2 separate regions of the Homo sapiens genome follow, and region 2 is linked to region 1. Evidence: chromatin loops called from intact Hi-C (ENCODE). Cell type or tissue: psoas muscle. All regions are shown on one strand. Each heading gives the region's core, and the rest is flanking DNA. Links, peaks and the distances in the headings are about the cores only.

Region 1 (8,410 bases), core at 276-8,275:
TGCAATGTTCTTATTGATATACTTTTGTATGTACTAATTCCATATTCTTAGTTATAACTAGTAATTTTCTAAATGTTTAGATAGGTGCAATAAAATTAATATGATATTCAGGAAAACAAGATCTTTATATACAAGATCTTTTATATATACACAGATGTTTTCTAGCCAAAGCATTTTATTATGTTCTGGAAGTTTATCATATACATATAGTCTGTGAAAACTCCTGGCTTCACTGTTCATGTGCGCAGCGCACACTTACTTTGCAACGGTAATTAAAGAGCACATAATATGAAAGATTTATTTACATGACTTACAGTTCGGTAGTTATCTTTTAAGCATTCAAGTTTGATAGGGAAATGTATTCTAATTTTATTTTTAGATAAGGGGAAAATCAAAATATGTTGAGTCAAATGAGGAACTATTTCTATAATAGAAACTTAAAAACCCAAAGAAGAAATGAGATCAACTGCTGCTCTTAAGTAGTCAGAACTTGACATTTCTCTTAAGGTATTTCTCACCCAAGACATATAGAATATATATAATTTCTCACCCAAGACATACAGATTTCTCACCCAAGACATATAGAATATTTATATCTAAAAATATAGAACTGGAGTCATCTTAAGAATCATTTGGTTTCTTTTTAAAAATTTTATCAAAAAAGGGGCTCAAGAGAGTGTAGTTAATGGAGTACCAATGATTGATTTGTAAAAGATAAGTTTTATAAGTGTATATACTTTTTTCTCATGACAAAATATCATTACTTCACTAGAAGACATGCCATAGTAAGAGAAATACACATGCAGTTTTTGTTATTTACCCCTACACTATCTTCCATTACATTACTGAAAAGAGCATGAATAATGTTTTGTTTTCATTTTTAATTTATGTGATTTTTTTCCCTTTGTATTTTAAACGTTATATTTCTCTTAAAAACTTGTCATGTTTACAACTCAATGTATACTATTTTTCTTGCCATTATTTTTAATATGTTTAAAGTATTATAGGGAAATATATGTTTAGAGGGGGCAACATTAGAATATATATGACGAACCTATAGGTGTAAAGAATTGATTGTTTTACCTTTCTCAGAGAAAGCTCCTCATGTAGTTGTTTAGTATGAAAGGTTTTTTCTTGAAAAGGTTAAAAAAGTTCTAATCAACTTTTGTACATTATGTAGAACTTCATTTTCTAAACTCTGCAAAAGAAAGTTTCATATTTAATGGGGAATCATGAATTATTCCATTTATTATCTACTTCCTCCTTTCAAAGACATGATCTGGATAAAAGGCGGGGTGAATAATTTCAAAAAATACAATACATTTTTAATGGGAAGGTGCAAACTACAGATTCTCATGACTATTAGCAAGTGTAGAGGAAACAGAATTTTACTTGCAAAACTTGTCAAATTCTTGCAAAGATAAAATGTATGACATACTTTAGTAAAAAAAAATGCAGTGAGCTGAAGTTTTCTTTATAATGCAACTTGTTTTTACTAAGTTTGTTCTTTATATTCTCCAGCTTTTCATTTTTAATAAAAGTTTGATATTTCCCTGAATGTATATGGGAAGTTGATAGTTCTTTTATTTATAATGCTGTGTAGAAAACTAAAAGAAAATTTTAAATGATGTTATTTGAGAAAAAGTTTTCCAAACAATAAAATTTCAAAAAATGTGGAGGGTATCATAGAATTATGTTTCAAAAAACAGAGTGTCAGTGTGAAGATGGGTGGTTTTAAAAAGAAGAACACAACAGAGTGAATATCATATTCTATGGAGTTTTTTGTTAATAGAAATTATAAATACAAATTTAGACAAAAATGATCATTTGATGAGTGAGTATGATGATATTTACATGTATATTTAGTCCACTCTTTGTAGTCCTGTGATATGAAGCTCATTTTTTGTTTCCCTCCTCTTTTCCTCATGTTTCTTCTTGTTATATTAGGACACATAATACACCAGAATTGTATTACTTATTTGAATTTATTTTGTATCATTATAACTCAATTTAAAAGCTAAGATTATTTCCAGGGTTTATTTTTCAGCTTAGGTTTAACTGGTTTTTCTATAGTAGAGAAGTACAGTGTAATCTGAAAGAAAAGAACAAGAATCCATATGATTTGCTGCAGTTAGCCAAAGGTGTTTGGAGTCGTGTTGTAATCCTGGCTTGAAAATACTGTCCCTGAAAAATTCTCCTTTAACACTCATTTAATATCTTTCCATGTGGAATCTTTGGCTTAAAATTTTTCTACACAAATTATTTTGTATAAAGTTTGAATTTCTCAAAGGAGTTTGGAAGTAATAAGACTTTTATCAAAATTGCATATGTAATTAACCTCATATAAGGAGCTTTTCTTCCAATCCTTTTTTACCAGACTACTAGAGAAGTTTTCATTAAAGGCAGTTACTTTTTGTGAGATCAACAAATGTTTCTAAAACAAACAGTATTTTTTTAAGTCTTAAAAATGTGTATGTTTGAGGTTTTTCGATAAAGAAAATGAATGATGCTGAAGTGCTGTGCGACAGCTACCGTGGGTAACTATTTTGGTAATACTTTCTATTGTCTGATGAATAGTTTATCCATTCCTGGTTGATAACAATTACTGTACTTGAAATATTTGATTAAATGGGAATCACTTGAATAAATAACTTTGAGCAAGTGGGCACATAAAAAATGCCTTTATGTTATTAAGGAAATTATCTAAAGTTATTGTAAAGATTATAGTCCTGTACTATTTGCTAAATAAGCATGCTTTCCTCTGATATTTGTTAATAATCATCAATGAAAATATAGTTTGGTTTATAAACATTTGTTGATCTCACAAAAAGTGACTGCCTTTAATGCAAAACATCAGTTCTATCAAAATAGAATCTGTGAAATAATTTCTGTCCCATTCTACACAAATATTTCATAACTTCTAAAATATAATCACCCATGTTGAAATGAATTCTTATCAGGCTATTGAGAGAATCTTTACTGATCAAATTTTTAGATATTTTTATTATTCGTTGAGTTATATTAGTGATAGTACTATTTACAAAATGCCAGAGGATAAACTTTATTCCTTAATTATTACTAGTTTTTTTCTTAAAAAATAAAGGTTGAACTTAGGTTAGTTTTTTCAAAATAGCATTTTTCAATTTGTATATATACTTTTAAAATGTTGAAATTCTGACTATGCTTTTCTTTATTATTAATAGATAAAAAATCCAAAAATACAAAGCAAAACTTGCATATGTAACAGTTTCGTCTAAAGTTCAAATTAGTAAACGCGTAACTGTTTTGATAATCACATAAAAATTCTATTCCATAAAATGTTCTGGGGGGCAGATTTTATTTATGTATTTAAAATTGTTAAATTGGCCTATCTACCTAAATTGAGTCTAAATCAAAACTGAAACAGAATGCTATATTAATATTTATATTCTGACTTTTTGGTAATATTTTTATATTGCTTAATTTTTTCAGTTCATATAATAAAAGATGAAATCATTTATTTGGATAGCAATTCTAAGAAATTTTTAGAAAAATTATAAATTAATATATTGCATTAGACAATCTCTTTGGAATGAAGCTAAAATGTTATGTGACTCTTTACAAGGAGAATTTTATATAATTTTTATATATAATTTTATATAAATTGTGTATCATATAATTTAATATAAGTAATATAATATAAAATTTATATAATGCATAATTTTATATAAATATATAATATATAATTTATATAATATCTAATTATATATTATAAATAATATATAATGTATATAATATCTAATTGCATTTTATAAAAATTACATATAAATTATATAAATTTTACAGCAATATATAAAATATATAATGGTAAAATATAAGCATATCACAATATTTATACTTTCAAATTATATTTTTAATCTCTCAAAGTGAATATGGTCTATAAATTCTGCAAAAAAATCAAGATCATTATAATGGCTGTGATATTTAAATTATATGATTAGTCATAACATAATATTATAAAAAGAGCTTTTTAATTAAAATATGTTAAATTATAATACATTGAAATGATTGTATTGTGTTCATTATATGTTCAATATTCTTTAAGGAGGTTCTGAAATGTTTAGAGGACATTAATAACAATGTTCATTTTAATGATGAATTCTAGTTGTAATGACTATAATGAAAAATTCTTCTGATCCAAGTATAATAAATTCTACTTTTTGAGATGTTAACATGTAATAATTAAATTAAATCATATAGAAAATAAGCAGTAGTCATATTATTTATGATTGGTGGATGTATGAGATACAAAATGATTTGTTTTAGAGAATCCATCATAATTTAAAAGTGCTTTATATATATATTTTATTTGGATTAATAAAAATTTCTCATTAAATATGTGAATGTTTAAGTATAAAATATTTTTCTAATTTTTCCAAAAATAAGAATTGGATGCTTTGAAAACTGTTAATCTATGGTATGCCACCTGCCCTATTTACATTTTTAACAGTTGAATATTTGTTAACTGATCTCATAGACAGCTACATGTTTTGCTGTTACCAGATGGATGAGATAGAATACCATGCATAACTTTACATTTATCTTCTTTGTCAACTTATTTGCATATCAATTAAAATAATATCTGTATTAGGATGGATAGTGAAAGTTACCAAATTTACATGATGTAACTGCAGTTTGCTAAATTTCCAGTAGATGCCCCCAGAGACCAGTCAACTCATTGGAAATCATGTAAATTTAAAGACCTTTTTATATTGAAACTTCTTTCTTGCTATATTTTGAAGTGCATGGAAAATAAATTAAGAATTCTAAAAATCTTAACTCACTAATCTTTCTTACAAAATACATATATGGCTGTTGGTAGCCCAATTCTTAATCATTGCTAATCAATACTATGACTAATAATTGTGAACAACCTAAGCATTAAGAAAAATGCTTTCAGTTTTCATTATAATTCTATATGGCTTTAAAGTAAAAAGTCATTTTAAACACTCTCAAATTTTTTGTCTTTTTAACTTCTCTCTCTTTATACATTTATATGGCTAGGAAAATGCTATATTGTTATTTTAGCTTTTGGGAAAAAATAGCATTTTTACCAAAAACTATAAAACATAAACAACTCATATAATTTTTATCAGTTAGTAGGTGTATGTCAAGAAATGACTTTTTAAATTCTGATTACGATATACATAATATCTATCTACACCGAAAAAGATAGGTAAGAATAGTGATTCACTTTATTCCAAGGAAATTATATTAACTGAAGCTATTTAAGTATTAATTTAAGTCAATGTAATTATCCCGTAGGTGATTCCAGTAACATTTATCCCTACCATATGAATGTAAAACTGTTATAACTGACACATGGATAACCCACTCGTGACTTATAAATATTAACTTAATGAAATAAAAGTATTATCCTGACTTTTGATTAGATGTTACATATCTTTTGATTTTATCTTTGTCAGATTAAATGAAAATTTTATGATCTTGTTTTAAAGTACGGTTTTTTTATTGAACCGCTTTTGAAATATTTCACTGACTGTAAAGCTTCATCTTGATTCCATAATTCAGTTTATCCTATGAAAAAAATATGTTAAATATATCAGTCATATAATTGAATATACAATAATGCCTTTGATTTTAAAAATTCACCTAATAACTTATACAAAGACCTACTTAGGTGGTTTTATATTACTTGTTAGATTTATTAGTTTAGGTGCAGAGAAAGTAAAATAAATTGTAATTTCTATTCATTGCATCTATTCATCTTTTTTATATTTATAGAAGTATATGCTTTTTATCCTTTTAAATGTTTGTCTTTGTCAGTGTTTTTCCCGTTAGAGTTTACACCCTTGAGTGGGAACCATATCCATTTAATTTGCTCTTCCTGGATGCTGCTGGCTGTCTGCTCTCTCCTTTTAAAGAGAAGGATTTTCTGGGGGAGTCACAAAATGATACTGATCTCTGTCTCCAACCCAACCTAAACATGGATTGCCATGGATAAAGAGAATGGCTTACCAATTGAAAGATTGCATCATAATTGTCAAATAACATCAAATTCCTAATCAATGCAATAAATAAAACATTGTGTGGAGGAGGAGAAGAAGAAAAAGCAACAATACATGATATAATAGGAGGCAATGTAGGGAAATGGGAAGAATTCAGAATTTGCAACCAGAGGGAGCTGGGTGTGAATTCCAACTCTGCCATTTACTATTAATAACTTGTATGGCTTTGGGCAATTCACAACCTCACTGAAGACAGGTTTTTTAATTTGTAAAAATTGAAGTAGTTCTTTATACAGTTATTGTGCCAGTTAGAAATGATGTCTACACAGTGCCTGACACATTGTGGGTGTTCTATAAATAGTAGCTATTCAAAATAGTTTAAGGCAGAATTTTAAAACACTATAATATCTCCATGGCTGTTTAGCAGTAAATTCTCCATTTCCCAGCATCTCTATATATTCACCTGCTGTGGAGTTATGCCATATTGTTCAGCTCTGCTTTCTGTCAGTCTCTAGATTTTTTAAATCTCTGCATTTTTTTAGGGAGATGTTGATGTGAATTCAAAACAATTAACAACATCTCCATTGAATGAATAATGCCCTTAAATGGCAATAAAACCCATATGAAATGCTTGACTACTTAATTTCATTCTCAAATGCATTCTCAAGCTGCATCCCTTATCTCGTTGCAGCCCCAAGTATCTGCAGTGGCAAAGATCTTCCTCAGGATACATTCAGCATGTCCACGAATGTGACAACTTTTGCTTCTGTGAATGGCACGTTTTTTTCCTGTCAGATGAACTCTCCTCATATTTCCTAATATTAAATCTCTCCATAAATTTTACCAGCATTCTCTATTTTCATCCAGTATCATGGCATCAGTTCAAGAAGATTTTTCTTTTTCTGATGCTTAAAAACAGCATCTGTTAATTTAGACTAATATTCATAAAAGTTTTTTAATGTGTAAATGAAACCAAAGCCTAAAAAGTTTATGGCCAAATGAAATAATGATTAAGCGAATAAATCTGAGTTTTGTTTATATTTCTATTTGTGTTTAAAACAATTCTCTTTCATACAGCAAGTGAACTTGGGCTATGGTTCTCTGTTATGAAATTTAAAACCTGAGAAATTCAAATCTAATGGTAGAGATTGACATTCCTTTTTTTTAGATAGCCGATTTATTTTAATAAAAGAAGATTTTCTGGTTAAAAGAAATAATTTGCAATAACTATGAAGGTTTAGATAGGAACCTATTTATTAAACCACTATAATTGTCTTTTCTTGCTCTCAAATATTAGCAATGAGGCTTAAACAGTAGCATATTTGTATGCATAGGTATGTGCGCATGTGTGTAAAAAATAGAGATGATACCAGCATAGTTCTATATGCATATTTAAATACATTTCTATTTGTAACATCATCTGTAAAGAATGATCTTTTTTAAAAATGTACTAGAAATTTTAAAAATTGATATCAGTTATATATCACAGATGTTTGAAGCTGAAAGGCATTGTGGAAATGATTGTCCAACCCCTTCTGAATCACTTAGTGTTCTTTGGTCACAGACAGCAGAAATGGATTCTGACTAAATCAAGTGGAAATGATTTTATTGAAAGGTTATGGTGGAATTTAGAGGAGAACCCAGATCAGAAGAAAAAGACCAGACCCAGCCCTCTCAAATGGACGTAGTTAGCAGGAACTACGAGAGAATCTTGTCAAGATTCTTCCAGATTGATTGAGCACCAGCAACCTCCTACACCTTTATGTTGCTTGCCTCTGGTTTCAGAATTTTGGGAGAGAGACCAGTTGGCCTAATTTGGGTCAATAACCCACTCCTTGGCTAGGGAGTCCCTGAATTTCCATGCCACCAAGACTACACACAACGTGGGATTGGTTATTTCTGAAATACTTTTAGAATGTGCCTCCTGTGGACGTGGAGCTAGATGCTGGGTGGACCAAATCCAGCAAAAGCACCTTCATCTTCCAGGTGGGGAAAATGAGGCCCAGAGTGATTTTTCTGGATTTCTGACCCTGTTGTGATTAGAACTGAGACAGCCTTCTAACTGCCCTATCTAGCATTTATTTGTATCATTTATGGTCAATTTTAATTTTTATCTATTTATAATTTTCTTCATTTTGGCCCCCAAATGTTTTCTTCACTCCTAGGAAGATCGGCTGGCCGCCAGTGCATACACATACAAAGGTGGCATTGCTTGTGTGAGCAAGATTACAACCCCTTGTCCTCTCAGGCCTCCTATGTCACCCCCCAAACTGCCTTCTAGGGTAACACGTGGAGGTCCCCTCAGGCTCCTGAAACTCCAGTTATCTGAACCTTAACTCATTATCTTTCCCCAAACCTGTTCATCCTTTCGTGTTCCCCTCTTCAGCAAATTACTAATTACC
Region 2 (8,410 bases), core at 343-8,342, 820 kb after region 1:
GCTGCAGGGGAACCGCTGGAGTTATTCTCCAAATCTTTTTCTTCTTCTTGTTCCTTCCCCACTTCTGCCTGCAGGGTAAAATTGTACTTTTTGGCCCCCTTGAAGTAGTCCTGGACAGGGAGTTTGAGCAAAACTAACATGAGTCATTTCTGGACATTAGTATTTTATATGATCTGAAACCCTGGGCTCACACTTCCCTCTAGAACAGAGACTGGCAAAGTTCAAGATGGTGGCTGTACCATCAGAAATCCTACTCCTAAGTGACTGATGAACAGAGATCTTTGCTAACTCATAATAGACATCTATTGTGAGCAAGAAGTAAAACTGTGCTGTTTGAAGCCATTGAGGCTTAGAGTTATTTGTTACTACAGCATAATTTAGTCTATCCTGACTACTTAGGTGTTCTGACTGAAAAATACCATTTTCAAGCCCCCAGACTCCATTTTATACTAGCCAAACTTGCCTCTTCTTTCTTTGAAGTCTCTTTCCTTAAATCTAAGCATAATTTTAGAATATTGTTAAGCATTACCTGCCATCATTTTCTCATCTCTTGGCATTGCTCTACACTTGAACTTTACCACCATTTCTCCCGTTATATAATAGATTGGAGGTCACATGTGTTTCCTACTTTGAATAATTCATCTCCACAGAATCTCAGTATTTCAGTTAGAACATTTATTTCTTTCATTTTAATATTTTATTATTTTTGTCCTAAATGTATGACCTTAACTGGTTGCCATGCATTTCATTTCTTCTTGCCTTAAATATTTTAAAAGTTTCAAAGCACAAGTATTACTCATAGAGGGCATAACAAAAAATGCTTGGCTTTAGTTCTGTGTTATTTAATTATAACTGTGTGTCACTCAAGGGATTATTTTTCTTATCTTGATTTCTTTCTGCTTTGGCTCTAGTCTTTGTCTTCCTTGGAATATTTTAATCCCTGGCATTCGGCCAGAGTTTCTGTTGCTGGAGGGTGGACTGCACAGCAGTAGGACCTCTGGGCCTCTCTCGACATTAGGGTACCAAGTCTTTTAAAAGTCCCAGAGTTGGTGTTTTTGCACAGTCATGAAGCAAAGGCTGAGGAAAATTTAAAAATTGAGAGTCATGTTTCTTTCATCTGTTACTACTGCACAGAGTATTAGAATAGGTCATTTTTTAATGATAAGAACTAACATATATTCTATATTCCATCACATATGACCAGTAATAGTTTAAGGGCTTTATGTGAATTACCACCACAACTCACGGGAGAGATCCTATTAGTTCCTCATCTCACAGAGAAGACAGCTGAGGGGGTAATTTATCAGTTACTCAGTTCATCTAACCCTTTGGAGGCAGGGAGGGCCCAGCTATAAGGGGCCATCAGGGGGGCATATAGATACAGAAGGTGAGTTGTGGAGGCGGGAAGGCCTCACTCATCTCCACATTCACTCATTTCATTGTTCAAGAGTTGCTTTTCCACTCTGCCGGGGTGAGTGTGGGGTGGCAAATCTGCCGCTCTCCAGCTAGGTGACCTGTTGTCAGCTTTAAATGACTGCACTAAAGAAAAGTTAAAATTACCAACATCATATTTCTCATGATGGCCTTTCCCCCTAAATTCAAACATGCTCGCTGGGTTCAAGACTCAGCCCCTTCAGGGTTTTCCCAAAGGATATACTCACATTAAGCCTATCATGTGTTGGGAATCACGTGTGTAGATCTGACTGGCCCCAGGAGGGGTCCCTTTCTACCCTCTCACCAGCATTTCATTCTCTCTGTCTAGCACCTTCCCGAAGCACCCCCAGCTCCCACCCCCAATCCCTTGTCACCATGGGGAGGCACTGGGATGTGTGGTCCACTTCTTTCTCAGGGTGTAGCCTAATTTTTTGTAAGTGTCTCATGGGCTTAGCAAAACCCTCCTCAGATGGGATTCTCATACCAGCTGCAACAGAAATAACATTTTCTCTGTATCATTATACTCAGGAACTGACTTTTTAACTGAATTATCACCTGAACCTTGACTTTAGAGGCAATACCTAAGAATTATACACATTTGCCCTTAGTTAATTTTAAGAAGATGCCTGAAATAGGAATCCTATAACTCAAACTTAAAGTCTAATAATCTAAAGATAATGAAAAATCATTAATGAAGTATCAGTGACTCAGTTGAGGTCAACTTTGTAGAGACTGAAGATTACAACACTAAAACCAGTGGGGATTCCAAGGTCCAGATTACTGAAATGTTATACCTTTGAACGCCAAGTATCCTGAGTTACCACACAATAAGACAGACGTTCCTCTCTACACACCACAGACATCTCTTACTATTTAAGGCTCCAACTTACAAGGAAAGAATCAGTAGTTAATTTCCTGAAGCCAAGGAATAATTTCCTTTTAAGTTCCTTTATATTTCCTCTTCATTTCTTAACCTTGTAAATCTCTTATCTCCATTTCTTCTTTATTCCAAGGCTGTTAGAGTGTTTCCTTTTCCCACCATTTCTATACTATTATATTATATATCCCACCATTTCTAATGCTAGAGCCATAGCAGCTGACTTCCTTTATCTCCATCTAAGTCCCCATCAAAAGCCATTCATCTACAGGTCAAGTGCAATCTGTTCCTTCGTGATGTTATGGCTTGGTAGGAATCTAGCTATAGCTCTGTGTAGTACAATAAATGGATCGCAGCACAGCCATCCAGTCATTCTTGCTCTCTGCTGGCTGGTTTAAAAATTGACAAGGCTGTACTGATTGAGGAGATTGAAGGCAATGAACTGAATCAACTAGTTTTACTGCACTATAATGTGAGTCAAATGTCTGAATGTGGCCTGCACCTTCTCTTCTTTTTTTATAACCTTCCTTAACATCTGTATATAAAACCAACTTCTTTCTTTGCTTCATGCCTCTCTCCTCACTATTTCCAAAAAAAAGTTCTACCAAATCCCAAACACAATTTTTTATATAATAGTGTGGATCCCTTAAAACATGCCCTTTAGAAAGTGAAAATACTAATCCAAAATAAGACTTGAAAACATATAATTTCAACTTAGTCTTGTTTTTGTGAACTAGACAGTAAAACATCAGGTATGCTATCAGAACCTCAGATATAAATAAAGATATCAAGCTATAGTATTTTAATGCTCTATTTTTGCAGTATTTAGCTCACAATTTCATTTTACCGATGCTAGCCTTAACTTTGAAAAGATGACCTCGGACCACAGTTTCTCTGTCACCATTTAGTGATCCCAGTCAGCTACTGAATCTTAGCTTGGTTTGTGTTCAGTTATCTTCCCGTAAGTCTACTATTCCTCCTGGTCATTTGTTCTCAAGGTCTCTCATACTTGCCACACCAGCTGTTTGTGGGTTAAAAACCCTGGTGAACATAGGCACACTATTTTTGGCTCACATAACTACCTATGCTTGTGCAAAATGTTCATATGAAAATAACCCAATTTTAGAATAGTGTTTAAAATCACCTTTAACAAGCAACCAAGCTTAATTGCTCTACAGCGCCATCTAGTGACACTGAATTTGCATCCCAATCCATCATAAACCCATTGGAGACTGTTTCCTGAAGTTTTTTGGGCCCTAAATGGACAGATCTTCTACATTCTCACAAGTTCCCATTATGCTTAATAAATAGAGTATATCTGACTATAGTCAATGGAAGCAGATTTTTTTCTACTACCAAAGGGTACAATACCTTTTCTTATTTCAAAAATGTATTAAAATTCTTCATTCTTGCTGATCTTTTTCTCTCAAGTTGGATAAATTTCTGCCAGAAATCTAAGAAATTTCTTGGTTTTCATGTCAGATCATATGTATCACTTATGAGTACTAACTGTGTACCAGGTGCTGACTTAAGCACTTTAACATCTATTAACTGAATTGATTTTCACAATGGCCTATCAAAATTGTTGCTCTTAGTACACACATTTTGCATTTGTGCAACAAGGGACAAAGATGCCTCAAGTTACACTGCTAGTAAATACTCTCTGGATAAGTATTCCTTTTACTTTATTAATTCCCCTTTGCAAATCTTATTTCTGGGTAATAAAAAAGGCTGTTCCTAAGTTTTTTAGTAATTCATGAAATCAAACACTATTGGCCTAAAAAGTTAAATGCATCTTGTCTCTCTGAGGTCATGTTGGAGAGAATTAGAGCTCTCTATAGCCATGATGGAGGCTATCATGAGAGATATTTTGTAACTTTGAATGAAGGTCATCTCCAGCCTCGAAGAGTTAGCCACCTGCAGCTGTAGGTGTACCCAAAATTGTAATACACAGCTGAAGACAAAAGGAAACTTTCAAGATTCACCAAAGCAGTAAGGTTTATAATGTGAGGGAGACAGGCCATGAAAGTGATTTTAAAAATCTAAGAAAATTAAAATCATGTTGATTGTATAATACCCTGCCCAAACAGCAATAAGTTGGTTGTAGCAGAACTTGGAAAACAGGACAAGAATTTATGTTTATCCAGAACTACCCAAGGGTTATGGGTCTAGAACCCATAGACGTTTTCCTTAAACAAAGAAGTATGCTCTGTTTTTGGACAAGGAGATTCATTACATTTTCCCTGGCTTGAATGATATGTTTTTCAAGACTGTCTACCTTTCTTTGAATGAATGTCATGCTGACTTAGCAACTGTGCCAGTTACCAATTTCTTGCCTCTCAACTTCAAATCCATCCCTTATTACCTACTCTGTGAGGATGGAGCTGGACCCTGTAAATATTTCTCCTTTGGTATCTGGCATGATGCTCTGTTTGTCAGTGGAGGGTGCAAGAAAGACAGAAGAGGAGGAAGGGGTATATCTTTCTGATTCTGGTCTGTTCTCTTCTCTAGGTTCCTTCTACGTGTGGGGCTTCTCCACTGCCAGGTTCCTGCAGCAAGTAGCAGTCACCAGCACCCAGTGGCCAGCAGCTTCCTCCACCACCTCCTGCTTGACACTGGAGTAAATTCCAAAACATGGCACCACCCTGTGAATAGCTTCCTTGACACCCAAGAAGGTGGGTTTCCAGCAAGTTCTACTGGTGAGGCATTTCAGTGGCTTGTCAGCCATCCTTGAGCCACAGCTGCACTCTCTGCAATAAGATCTGTTTCTTGCTGAGGGCTTTTATCTCAGCCCTAGGAGTAATCTTATATCTGCTATCCTTGTATTCTGTAGAGTAATTTATATTTCTTACTAGTCAATCCATTATTATCCGAATTCTCTATTATAGTTAATAATTCTTTATATTAAACATTCCCTGTTTGAATTACTGTGTGGTTTTTCTCTCCTTTTTGATTGATTTTTCTCTTTTGATTGATTTTTCTCTTTTTTATAGTAAAAATTCCCTGTTTGAAATACTATGTGGGTTTTCTCTGTCACAGTGCTGTTTCATCACGGCTGATAGAGCAGGTATCTTTGTGAAATTCACTCAACTTCCCAAAAACCAAGATTCTTTAAAAAAGAAGTCCCTGAATATGGGGTATAAGTAATCTGTTCATAGTAATATTTACCACTATAACTACGGAATTGGCATACCAGTTTTTACATCAATCCTTTGTAAGTTTAGTTATTTGCTGTTATCTCTCAGCCCAGTCAAATTTGGATGTGCAAACAGAACCAATTCTAGACCTGAAAATCTGAGTACAGACTTGGGACAGGACACTACCATTGAGCTAGACCTCTGTTGGCAGCCATCTGGCTTCTCTAACACCTCTGCTTTACCTCTTGAAATTGCTACGCTTAATGCTACTTTGCTACATTAGGAAAGATATAAATGTACCCAAATGGAAAATATTAGTGATCCAAGAAAGAGCCTTATCTTCTGGTTCATTTTCTTTGTGGTCAGCAGAAGAGGTTAGGATAATATGGTGGTTACTGACAATGAACTTGACCTACTAATAGGTCACAAGCCAGTAGCCATCAATGTGCCATGAAAACAAGTCTTGGGCCTCACTGGACGCTTACAATTTCATTTGATGGACTAGAATTACTCTTCTGCACAAGGTAGAAATATAATCTTAATATTCAACTCCCCAAAGCTTACCAAATTTGGATCACAAAGAGCAAGAAATTAGATGTTGGTCAAAAAGACATTTCTACTTTGAATTTGCAGTATAAAGTTGTTTTTAATCTGCTGTTGCTAGTTTCAAATGAAAGAGTCGAAAATAGACCTTGTCCATATTAGGTCAAGAACTTGATCTCCAAACCACTTTTTTAAACAACTGCCCAGCCTTGCTTACATCAAAGGCACTCTATGCAGATCCAAAGAAAAGCATTTAGAATAGTGTATATTGCTTTACAATAATTATAGAATTTATTCACACAGAGATACAATGATAAAAGAAAGCACTTGTCCATGGAAAGGGATGATTTCTTTCTGCTCCTCTTTCTTGTATATCACCCATCATTGCTAATAAAATCACAGACCTTTAAAACGAAAAAGAACTCATGAACCTACCCTTGATTTCACACATAAATAGAAGGACCTTTAGGTGTTTACCCACCTTACACTTTTAACCAAAGCAATGAAATGCAGAATGCTCTTCAAAACTGTGCAGTACTTATTTTTCTCCTATACATGGTTAGTAAGCTCATTCTCAAACCTGTGAAAACTGCATAAACTGTGCTCCTCTTGTGTGTTCACTAATGGAAAGTGGGATGTTTAATTAAGTACATATGTTCATCCTAATTAGCATTGCTGTTTCTTACCTTTTTAAATACAGGAAACTGCACAACATATATATTGATTTATGTTTTAAATGAGATTTGACTGTTTATTATGTCTATTTGTTACTCAGTTTTAATCTTTTAGGGAACTTCTGCAGATCGATAACCTTATTTATTACATGTTGGTCCTTGTTAGTTTCATTCCCTTTATTTCCATGTTATTGAGAGGTATCCCACTGAAAAATCCTATGTATTATCTATACTATGGACTTTGATTCTCCAAAATCCATCACTTACTTGTGTAGTTAAATGAGAATGGGCTTCACTCATAAAGTTAGATTGTGGGAAATTTCAGAGACTAGGAACTCTTCTGTGCAACTACGGCCTTTTCTGTTCTTTACTTTGATACCTCCTTTCAGGGCCATTGCATGCATACATAGTTGTCCATGTAAATCGTGCTTTCTGGAGTTGTGCAGTGCACAACCTGCATAGCAGTCCTTGGTTATTTAGACTCTTTTCTGCCTGCTCTCTACATATCTTTCTCCTCTCCTCCTTAGTTATAAGAAGCTCTGAGCTTCAGTCTAGAGACAGCATAAAATTGAAAGCAACCAATTTGATCAGCTTGATTTTCAGTTAGCATTTTGTCCCCAAAGTAGCGGAGACTTTTTTATTTTTTATTTTTATTTTATCATTATTATTTTATTTATTTATTTATTTACTTTTTGAGACAGAGTTTCTCTCTTGTTGCCCAGGCTGGAGTGCAATGGAGCAATTTTGACTCACCGCAACCTCTGCCTCCCTAGAGGCAGATTCCCCTGCCTCAGCCTCCTGAGTAGCTGGGATTACAGGCATGCGCTACCATACCTGGCTAATTTTATATTTTTAGTAGAGACGGGGTTTCTCCAATGTTGGTCAGGCTGGTCTTGAGCTCCCGACCTCAGGTGATCCGCCTTCCTTGGCCTCCCAAAGTGCTGGGATTACCAGTGTGAACCATCAGGCTCAGCCTTTTATTTTTATTTTTTACCTTTATTGCTGCTAATGTTGTGACTTTTGAACCTTTCTTTAACAAATTCTCTAGCATGAAAAAAAGAACAAAAAGGGGTAGATACTTGAATTGATGATCTTTTCTGCTAATAGTTCAAGTGGCAGTTTAAAAAAATGAGAACAATTGATTCAGATGAAGTTTCTGGATTTTCCTGAGCTTTCTGATGTCTCCACAGCAAGGATAATTTAAAACTGACCACACAAAACTGTCCTCATTATATTGTTATGAAAGACTACATAAAAATAAATACAGCCAGGTGCAGTAGTACATACCTGTAATAAGCTACTCAGGAAGCTGAAGCAGCATTGACTGAGTTCAGGAGTTTGAGATCAGCCTGGGCAACATAGCAAGACTCCAGCTCAAAAAAAGAAAGAAAGAAAAAGAAAAAGAACACATACACCATGAGAATTCAATCAGCAAGTACTGTCTCAACACAAAAACTTTAACTGATTTCTAGTTTTGCTACAATATAGTTCTTTTAAGCCTGTAAGTGAAAAGATGCTTCACACTTACATGACATTAAAGAGACCATTTTCCCAACCTCCAAAAGTTTAGCCTCTGCTCTAAAGCACTTGTGAAGTACTGCTTATGTGTTTGTGCATGCACACACACATTTAAATACCTGAGACAAGGTAGGGGTTAAAAAAAAAAGAAAGAAAGGTCACAATAAGGGAAACAGGAAAATTATTCTGTCTCATTACAACCACTCAGAGCTTTCTTTTAGTTTAGA

What was found. Hi-C counts contacts between places; a loop is a spot of excess contacts. Peaks named below come from ENCODE experiments on the same cell type or tissue, not always from the same donor. Only the 100,000 strongest peaks of a DNase experiment are listed, where the experiment ranks them.
Region 2: it touches region 1 in a loop (8-fold over the local background); 25 of 110 quality-filtered maps call a loop at or near these places.

Annotation. Positions count from the first base shown.
Region 1 is chr4:146,912,952-146,921,361 of GRCh38, reverse strand. All of the region lies in intron 4 of TTC29 (tetratricopeptide repeat domain 29), which reads left to right. Among named protein-coding and RNA genes, the nearest start is that of TTC29-AS1, 17 kb to the left of the region's middle. In psoas muscle, for the core only: a CTCF peak has its summit at 4,691; no DNase peak of the experiment used is centred there.
Region 2 is chr4:146,090,381-146,098,790 of GRCh38, reverse strand. No RefSeq gene overlaps it. Among named protein-coding and RNA genes, the nearest start is that of LINC01095, 27 kb to the left of the region's middle. In psoas muscle, for the core only: a CTCF peak has its summit at 3,486 (motif pointing left); no DNase peak of the experiment used is centred there.